Linked DNA regions of Homo sapiens: region 1 is linked to region 2. The links are chromatin contacts, found by Hi-C or POLR2A ChIA-PET in ENCODE. All regions are on one chromosome and are shown on one strand. Each heading gives the region's core, a stretch centred on a gene start or an enhancer-like site at or near the end of the contact. The rest is flanking DNA. Distances are from core to core; before and after follow the strand shown. Region 1 overlaps SATB1-AS1 (SATB1 antisense RNA 1). Region 2 holds the start of SATB1 (SATB homeobox 1).

Region 1 (5,056 bases), core at 1,914-4,413, 74 kb before region 2:
TGCGGTTCATGCAGACAGACTTATGAACTGGACAGGGGGAGGAATGGGAGGTAGGAGATAATGAACTAGATTTGAAAGTGTCCCTGTCTTTCCCAGCAAGGAGAGAATGAAATATTTTCTTAAGTGAGGCAGAAGCCTAGCACTGAGGAAAAGAAGGGAAGAGTTGCTCTTTTTCACAGTGTGAGGCTGTGCTTGAATCTCTCCCAGACTGAGGCCTAGTGGCCCCTGGGTGGCCTCTGTATTATAAAAAGGAGGCCCTCTTTGAAGGTAGTGGGCACAAGAAGATAAAGTGTTTTTCATACATAACTGAAAATAGCGTGAGCTGTAGAGAGACATTCAGAAATGGGGATTCATAGCAAAATAATTTAATTAAACTCAATGTATCCTGCAAGCAAGAAGACCTGGTGTAAGGTGAGAAAATAATTGTATCTTTCTCATTCTCTGTCTCAGCAGATGACTCAGATCTAGCAGTTTGCTGGAGGTGGCAGTCACCAGCTGAAAAGAGCTGACTGATAAACATTCAGGAATTTTGCAATCTGGTTTGGTAACTTTAAATTGGTCATGACACAGTATTTACAGCATGGAAACCAGCAAATACTACAAGTCACACCTTTCCAGACCCTTCCCATCCCCAGAGATCTGGTGTATCTGTTCAGCACACCTCAGATCCAAAGCTCCTTTTCTGATTTCTCTCCCAAATTCAAGACCCATTATTGACACTACATTCAGGACATCCCTATTTGTCTCAAATTCATTAGATGACTCATTATTCTCTCCCAGGTATGATCTTACTAGTGTGCTCTGTATTTCTGTTAACAATTTATCATCTTCACAAACAGCAGCAACCAAAACCTGACAGCCATATTTGACACTTTACTAAGTAATAAACAAGAAGAAGGACAAAAAGGAGGAGAATTAGTCAATAAAGTAATTTCTTATGTCAGCCCTTGTGATAAGCCTTTTACATACATTCCTATAACATCTCTTAAAGAAGGTATTATTCTAGCTGTGCAAAGGGAAAACAAGTTCAGGGAGGTTATGTTACTTACCAGACTTTGCCAGCTAATAAGTTTCAGAACTATGGTTTGAGACTCTGAGTATAACCCAATATGTAAACCAATATGCCATATTTCTAATCAATTAATTGCAAAATCTGCCCTCTAGAACTTTTTCATTGTTTTAAGGAGGTATTATTTGCATACAATGAAATGCTCAAATCTTAAATGTGCATTCCCCCAGTGTTGATGAAGATAAACTGTTGTATAACTCACACTCCTATCTATATATATAACATTTCCATTGCTCAAGCACATTTCCTCCTTGTTTGTTCCAGTCAATCCCCGCTTGTTACAGTCAGCATAACACTGCCCTAACAAAATATTACAAATTGAATGACTTATAAACAACATTTATTTCTCACAGCTTTGGAGGGTGGAAAGTCCAAGATCAAGGCACTAGCACATTCAATGTCTGGTGAGGGCCTGTTTTCTGATTTATAGATAGTGCCTTCTTGCTGTTTTTTTCACTTGGTGGAAGGAGCAAGAGAGATTTCTGGAAACTTTTAATTGGGATTAAGGGCAGTAAATCCCAATTATGAGGGCTCTGTCCTGCTGACCTAATCACCTCCCAAAGTCCCCACCTCCTAATGTCATCACACTGGTAAGTAGATTCAACATATGAATTTGAGAGAGACACAAACATTCAGACCACAGAACCACTGCTTTATTTCATCACAGGTGAGTTTTACCTATTCTGGCCCTTCATATAAATGAAATCATATAGCATATACTCTTTTGTGGAAAACTTCTTTAGCTCAGCATTTTGAGAATAATTTATATTATTTATGTATATCAGTAATTTGTATATATTTATTGCCAAGTAATATTCTATTATATGAATAAACCAAAGTTTGTTTATCTACTGTTTTATTGATGGACATTGGAGTGACTGGCTATTATGAATAAGGATGCTTTAAACATTCTTGTACAAATCTTTTTGTTGACACATGTCTTCACTTCTTTTTAGTAAAACCTAAAAGCATAAATGGTGAGTCGTAGGACAGGTGTATGTTTACATGAGAAATTGCCAGACTAATTCCTAGGTCGTTTTGTCATTTTATACTCTCATTATCAGTGTATGGTGATTCCACTTGTTTCACATCCTCAACAACACTTAGTATTGTCAGTCTTTTAGTTGTAGCCATTCTAGTGACTCTGTAGTAATAACTCATTGGTTTTAATTCACATTTCTCTAATGATTTATTATGTAGACCTAGACATCAAAGAAAACACAGGCATATATCTTAGTGACTTAAGAATAACAAAAAATTCCTTTTACAAGACACAGAAAGCACTCACTATTAAAGGAAAAGCATAAAGATATAGTAGACTTCACAGAAATTAAAATCGTAAGAAAATAGGTTTAAAAGCCACATGTATGTACATATAATATATACATGCAAAGGACTTGTACCTAGACTATGTAACAATTTCTATAATGCAATTTTTTTAATCCAGTGGAAAATTATGGGCAAGAGATTTGAACAGGCACTTCACAAAGGAATATATATATACGCACACACAAAATGACCAAAAAGCACATGAGAAAATGCCTCATAGCATTTCATCATTACCTTTTATAGAAGCCATCACTTTTTATTTTTGTACCACAGTTTGTGAAAGTATAACTCCCAACCCAAACTGTATAAACCTGAAAGTACAATGAATATTTAAGGCACCTTTGTCCTACCTCCAAGGTATATGTACATGTGGAGGAGTGAGAGACTCACAAATATTTTTAAATCATTGAGCAAATGAATTAACATTGTATATCTTAAGACATTTTAGCAGACATTAATATTGCAAACAAATGAAGCAGTAATAAGGCAGTGCCTAGAGAAGAAAAAGAAAACAGATAACAAGAGAAATAAGCCTAAGAAGTGAGGGGGCGGGGGGAAGTATTTCTCACAGACAAATGAAGTGAATTTAAAACGCTAGTGTAAAATAAAAGAGGAAATAGGGTTAGTAGAATAAAACAACAAAGATAATGTGAAGCAAACTTTCCCAAAATAAGACACCTACTCTTTTGCATGGGCAACCCATCTCTGTGTGGGTAATTTTGCATTAACAAAAGCCCAGGGGAAGCTATCAGACCAAAACAGGAAGCCGTGCATGTGTGCTCAGGTGGAAGTTGCCAAGACATGCCCCTTGTGTACTCTGATGTGCATTCTGCTTGCCAGAAAACTCAGATTCCTTGTCAGAAGTTAGACCCAGAAAATGCAGATAGCATCATTATTGCATCCACAGTAGTGTTTTCAGATTCTGGTGACATCATCTAGGAATTCTCAGCCATGATAATTTTAACTCCTATGGGGCATTCTCTTTCTGAGATAAAATTTGTCCACTGAGCCATTTGTGAATGACTTATATGAAACCCATTCATCCCCATGATTCAAAGACTACTGTTCAGTATTTATAGTAACTCTATAAGGAATTTTCTAGAACTATAGGCTTACTCGAACCATCTTTATAATTATTTCAAAATAATAAGGCACATTGTTTCAGATGATGACCTCAAGACTCAGTTATTTTCAGGCTAAATCTCTGAATATATTTCAATGATCTTATTTCTATCTCAAATTTCAAACTAATTTGTATAAATCATTTAATTTCCATGTGAAAGACTTTTTTCTCTCCTGATCAGATACTAAAATATCAGAACTTTGAAACGTGGAAATTCTGACCAATAAATGCAATTTTCATGATTTTTCTTTTTGGGATTCTCAGGAGGAAAAAAAACCTCACCTATTGAATAAGTTACATTTCATGACTAGGGCAGTAAATTAGTGGATTCGAGGTAAACTCTGGGTGAGGTGTATATGGGTTCTGGGAATAGAACCAAAAACAGAAGTTTAAAAAAAGAGAGAAGCTTGAAAAAATTTAGAGAACCCTAAAAAATGAAATTCCAGAGGGATATCTTATACTTAACTGTAAAATATGTGTGCTTGTGTGTGTGTGTGTGTGTGTTTGTGAGGGTGGGTTGGGGGTGTATGGGAGTCAGAAAATGAAAAACTTAAGTGAAAGTTATAGTTTTGTTGGGAAAACCTTCAAGGCTGAGTTTTTCTGTCATGAAATCAACACATAAAGCTATTTTATAAACAAAGGAGATGGAGACAGTTAACTTATAAATAGATCTAATTCACACACTCATTCATTCATAATTTAAATCCTGCAACAGGAAATAGAGCATATTCTAAACTTAATCTCATCCCCTTCTTCAATGCATTATGAAGCTCAAGACATAGTTTTGAAACAAATTAAAGATACTATCTTTATGTAAAGGATAAAATTTGTTATCCTAAGATATAGTAAGTGGGTTTAGCCAATGTGAATCTTGTGTCTTAGGCTCACCCAAAAGTCCTATAAATGAATCCAACCTAACCTTAGAATGCCCATAACTACATGCACACTGAATTTCTGTCTGACCACCTGGACTTCAGCCCAAACTGTCATGCTCTCCTTAGCTTCCAGGTTCCACATCTCAGCTCCTGACATTGCTTTAAGTTCTTCTGAGTTTGGTGCCCTTGTCTCAGCCCTTCATTCCCACCATGCTCTCAAGACTTCAGTATTCAGTCTCTCACACCAGATCTCCAGGTGAGAGTCACCCACATAGCAACTTGACCCAGGTTGGTGAAACCAATCAAACATTTGCTTACTCCCATCAAGATTCCTACAGGGAAAGGGTTACATTCAGTAATTCTATTTGCCATCTTTGTTGCAAGCATTCTCTTCTTTTTCTAGAAAATGTCTCCTAGAAACTAAATCAAATGCAGGAGATGGCTTGGCAGTTACCAAGAGAAGTCATTGAAATAACTCCTGCAAAGTCATAAACTGTTGAGGAAGCAGAAACTAAGGACTGGCCATTTGCTTTTTTTAAACACCAAGCTGAACAAATTTTCTAGCTGTTTCTAAGAACTAGAAATTGTAATTCATTCCATTATACCTTGATAAAGTTGGGAAATATGAAATAGTTGACACCAACTTAAAGGAATTAACAT
Region 2 (4,748 bases), core at 29-2,528:
ATAAATGAGGCATTTCTATTTTGGGTTACATTGTAATATTCTTTATTTTTACATGAACTATATTTAATAGATTGTCTAAATAATAGGATCATACTTATGTGGTAATGACCATTTATCTAACTGGGTAACCTACCCTAGATTACAGCAGAAGTGTTTATTGCTACAACAGATGTATTTACCAACCCAAACTTTCCTCTTTTGCCTAGCGTAAATTATTTGAAGAATGATGGCATCTTTTCCTTTATAATAACAAGTCAGGTCTCTTTCAAGTGACCCAAATTTTGTTTAACTCGGCCACGTATTTCTTCTTCCAAAGTATTCTATGGCTCAGAAGTGAGGGCGATTTGAACCAACGTCTGACTAGTACAGAACGCTCTTACTCAGTTCTTTCTAATGTTGGCTCCTCATAGTTTAAGGACCACCCTCCTTAGAGGATAAACATTCCGAGCGTTTCGAGGCTCCTGGCCTTTATTGCTGTACACGTTTCTGCACCCTCCGCGCTTCCCCGGAGAGAACTGCCTTCCGTCTGTACCCCTCCAGCCACTTCCTGATGGCTCCCTACCTCATTCCTCAGCGCCTGTCACCTGCGTACCCGCGCCCTTCTCCCACGGGGCCGGTGCGTCTCCCTGTCCCCCCACCTCGCCTGTCCCTCTGCGACGCTCCAGGCGTACTCCTTTTTGTGGCTTTTGTGGCGTGTGGGTGGTTGGTTAGTTTTCTCCCCTGGCCCTCGCCCCCTCCTCCCCGTCATTTTCCTTCCCCCCGCCCCCCGTGCCCGTCCTGCCCGTCCTGCCCCTCCTCCCTCCCACTCACACACCTGCCCCTGCCGCCCGCGCGCCGCGCGCTCCCCTCCCCGCTCCGGCGGACGCTGCCAGGGAAGCCCCCTCTCCTCCTCCCCTCTGCGCCCTCCCTGGCGCGTCTGGCGGCGGCCGGCGCTAGCCCTCGCACAGCGCCCTGTTATTCTGGGTATTGTGTGTAATAAATGTCGGGCCGCCTCACTCTAATCAAGCTCATTACAAATTCTTGCGCGCCCGGGGCCGGAAATCGTGCGCTCCCCCCATTCCCTCACTCATTCACTAGTTACTTGTCTTTCGGCTTTTTAACTCGCCGCCCCCGCCCCCTCCCCCAATCCCGGCCCTCCAGCCCGGGTTTTAATCCCCATCCCTTTTCCGCCCGCTCCGTGCACCCTGCCCCCCCACGCCGCCTTCCTCCTCGGCTCCGCACCCCCTTCCTCCTCTCCTCCCCCCTCCTCCTCCTCCGCCGCCGCCGCCGCCGCCGCCACTTTCTCGCTCGCTCCCGTTCCCCGGACGCGGCGGATGAGCCGGCCCCGCTGGGGAAGGCTCCGGGCGGCGGCGGGCGGCCGGGAGGAGGCTGCGTGCTCGGGGCTGGGGCTGCGAGCGGGGTGATTTTGTATTAAAATGAGGAGGAGGAAGAAGAGGCACCCACAGCGGCAGCGGCGGCGGCGGCGGCAGCAGCAGCAGGAGCAGCGGCGGAGAGGGCTGCAGCCCGGGCGGACGCGCGGAGCCGAGCGGGGCACGGCGGCGGCAGCGACAGCGGCCGGGATGAGTCAACTAATAATTTAATGGGGGCAGAGACGGCAGCGAGGGGTAGAGCTAGCGAGGGAGAGAGCGAGAGAAGCAGCCCCGTCCGGGGACTCGCGCTCACACTCACGCACACACACAAACACACACACACCTCTCCCTGTGCCACCCAGCAACACCCGGCCTCGTCACAACAACAACAGCCGCGGCCGCCCTCTATCCTGCCCGGGGGCCCAGCCGAAAGCCAGGGCGACTCTAGAGGACGCTGCCCGCCCCCCTCTTTCATTTCGGGAAACTCCTGATCAGTTTTGTCGGGGTTTCTGGGTTTCTTTTCCCCCAAAGTCCTAGTGCCATTGTGGTGCTCGTTGTTTACCTCGGACTCTGGACGAGTGAGAGCTTGGCGACTTTTTGGGGGGAGGGGGCGGGGAGTTTGTCGCTGCCTAGGCGGTGGAGGTGGCTGGGGGTGCCTTCTGATCTTCCTCCTCCTCCCCCTCCCCCCGAACCTCTTCTCTCCTCACTTGCTGGGACCCCAGACGCTCACAGCCCCGCGTCAATGGGCAGGGAGAGGGTCCTTGCGGCTGTTGTCAGCGAGGGCAGAATCAAAAGTGGCATTTTAGTGCCTTTCCGGGGCTTTTCTCGCGACCCCCTGCCCCCCACCCTCGCTGTCCCCCGCTAGATGCCCTCGTTGGGGGTGCGAGGCTGTGGGGAAAAGTTTAAGGTTTGTTAATATTAGTCGCGATTGTTGGCGAGGGGGGTGGGGGTGATTGGAAGGGAGGCGAGGTGGCCTTCCCAATGCGCGTTATTCGGGGTTATTGAAGAATAATATTGCAAGTGACAGCCAGAAGTAGACTTTCTGTCCTCACACCGAAGAACCCGAGTGAGCAGGAGGGAGGGAGAGACGCGAAGAGACCTTTTTTCCTTTTTGGAGACCTTGTCCGCAGTGATTTTTTTTTTTTTAAGAGAATCCTCAGTCACCACGTCGTTTCCCCAGCACCATCACAGTGTACAGCTCATAACGGGTTTTGCTTTGTTTTTACGATTTCCCCCCAACGAATCACTTGTCAGATCAATTTTATCTTCTTCCTCCTCCCTGCTTCCCACTCTCCCCTCCTCCCCATCGCAAACCCTGTTCTCTGAGGTTAGACATTTTACAAACCCCTATATGTTGGTTTTCGAATTGTGATTTTTTTTTTAAACCCCTTTCTCATGGCTACTCTTCTAGACGTTTATTTCTGCCCTTCCCCCGCTTAGGGGGGCGGGGGTAGGGGAAAGGAAAATAATACAATTTCAGGGGAAGTCGCCTTCAGGTCTGCTGCTTTTTTATTTTTTTTTTTTTAATTAAAAAAAAAAAGGACATAGAAAACATCAGTCTTGAACTTCTCTTCAAGAACCCGGGCTGCAAAGGAAATCTCCTTTGTTTTTGTTATTTATGTGCTGTCAAGTTTTGAAGTGGTGAGTTTCAGGTCGGTTTTGCTAATTTCACTCAGTAAAACTGCAGTGTTTCTGTTTCTAGATAGTACTTTGCTTCTTTGTCTCTTTAAAAGGTCACAGTGAAAGCTTGGCCTGGATCGTGCCGGCCATATGGAATGGATAAGGGCACAATCTTAAAATGTGATTATGGGGTTGTGTGGGGGCGAAGGAGGCGATCCAGCTAGAAACTCATTGAAAAGGATCTCGCTTTGCAAAAAATCGGTTCCTAAAAAACTAGAATTTCGAGATTTTCTTTCCTTTTAAAGGAAATAATTGTTGTTACTGAGTTCACTGTTTTATTCAGTAATTATCATATATGGTCTTAGTTTATGGGCAGATAAATGGGATTTTCAGAAAGTAGCTTGCTTTCTGTGTGGCAACCAGACATTGCACTAAAATGGGTTGTAACGTGTAACTCAAAAGAAACTCTTCAGCCTGGCATCTGTTGAGACCATAGTTAGTTCCTGCTGCTGTCATCCAAGCAGGCCTGTTGGAGGTTGCTCTTTTCAATCCCAAACTGAGGTTTGGTGAACTTTAGCCCGGGCATAGAGTTAAAATGAGTAAATTGGGTGTTTTATGCGCATTTAATTTTGGTTTGTAATGTAAAGCTTTTTACACCACGACTTAGTGTTTAATAGATGCTTATAGGTGGGTATTCAAAGGACAGTTTTTCATGACCTATATGATACTTTAGATTGTCAATACATTAAATTATAATGTATCACTTTCATTTGCTGTACAGTTTCTAGTGTTGTTAAGCCTCATGATTACTTAATATGTTTTATAGCATTAACTTTGATGCTGTTGTCTACACCCCCTCCCTTTTTTTCCTCTTAAATTGCCCCAAGGGCTAAAGATTTTTCTTTTCAAATCATATGTTTTAAAATTCATCTTCTGCTCTAGGATGAGGCAACCAATTTCAGAAAAAGCTCTGTGTTATCCACATGAAACGTTATAAAGAGTGTTTTGAATAAGTTAATAATCATCTCTTTCTAATTTTGGCTTTAGACTGCAGTTTAATATAATGGAAAAGAGTAATCTTGCTAAAAAGTGGTTTAAAAAGGCACATTTATTGTTAATGAACCTCATAACCAAAAACAGATGGGACCTCTATCAACGGTAAACCTTTAGTTCTCAGTGTGCCACTCTGGAGTACAAAGATAAATAGCCATTAATTTTTCTCAAACTTTATAGTTCTTCAATTGGCATTCTTAAGGTTGCTTTTAAACTTCCAGATTAACATTGCTGCCCCCCTTTTCTTGATTATATGGTAAGAAGTAGGCTATGGTTAAACAGAAGAAAAAATATTTACAGAAAAGCCATGCTAATACAAACTGGCTTTCAACAAATCCAGATTTAAATAGCTCCAGTGTAAGAATTTACAACAAAAACAAGCTATATCAAATTACTAGACAGCTAGGAAAAATGGTAATTATTCTCTCTGGTTTTCCTAAATATGATCCCCTTAGTTTCATAAGCTCAATACTTCAAATACCATCAAAGTTCATAAAATAATTCTACTTACCTGTTCTTATCAATTCTAATTAAAACTATACTTTAAAAATGACTTTGATATTGTCTAATCACTTTACTATAAATGATGGGAAAATTGATGTCTAATATATAACTGAAAATAATTATCTGTTAATTTTTTTGAAGTTAATTACAATGTTAATGCCATTGCATGCTGAGGTTATTTCTGAATACTGGATATTTTGTTTTACCAGTATCATCAAGGTT

What was found. Hi-C counts contacts between places; a loop is a spot of excess contacts on that map. ChIA-PET counts read pairs that join two places held with the same protein, here RNA polymerase II (POLR2A). Pooled maps may share reads with other maps.
Region 1: a loop to region 2 is called in a map of B cell, with 4 times the contacts of the local background. The contact joins the enhancer-like site here to the promoter of SATB1 in region 2. A Hi-C loop is called at or near these places in 3 of 168 maps with a recorded cell type or tissue (B cell, HepG2 and OCI-LY7) and 3 of 50 pooled maps. POLR2A ChIA-PET finds 5 or more read pairs at or near these places in 2 of 52 experiments (B cell and activated CD4-positive, alpha-beta T cell).

The regions. Positions count from the first base shown.
Region 1 is chr3:18,497,583-18,502,638 of GRCh38, reverse strand. All of the region lies in intron 4 of SATB1-AS1 (SATB1 antisense RNA 1), which reads right to left. Among named protein-coding and RNA genes, the nearest start is that of SATB1-AS1, 55 kb to the right of the region's middle. Within about 2 kb of position 3,163, at least 4 of the 41 ENCODE cell types and tissues checked have a DNase peak (open chromatin) inside an H3K27ac peak, as active enhancers do; they include B cell and OCI-LY7, where a contact is called at or near this core.
Region 2 is chr3:18,421,869-18,426,616 of GRCh38, reverse strand. It overlaps SATB1 (SATB homeobox 1), which reads left to right and starts at 1,278. Exons shown (of 11, transcript NM_002971.6): 1 at 1,278-2,990.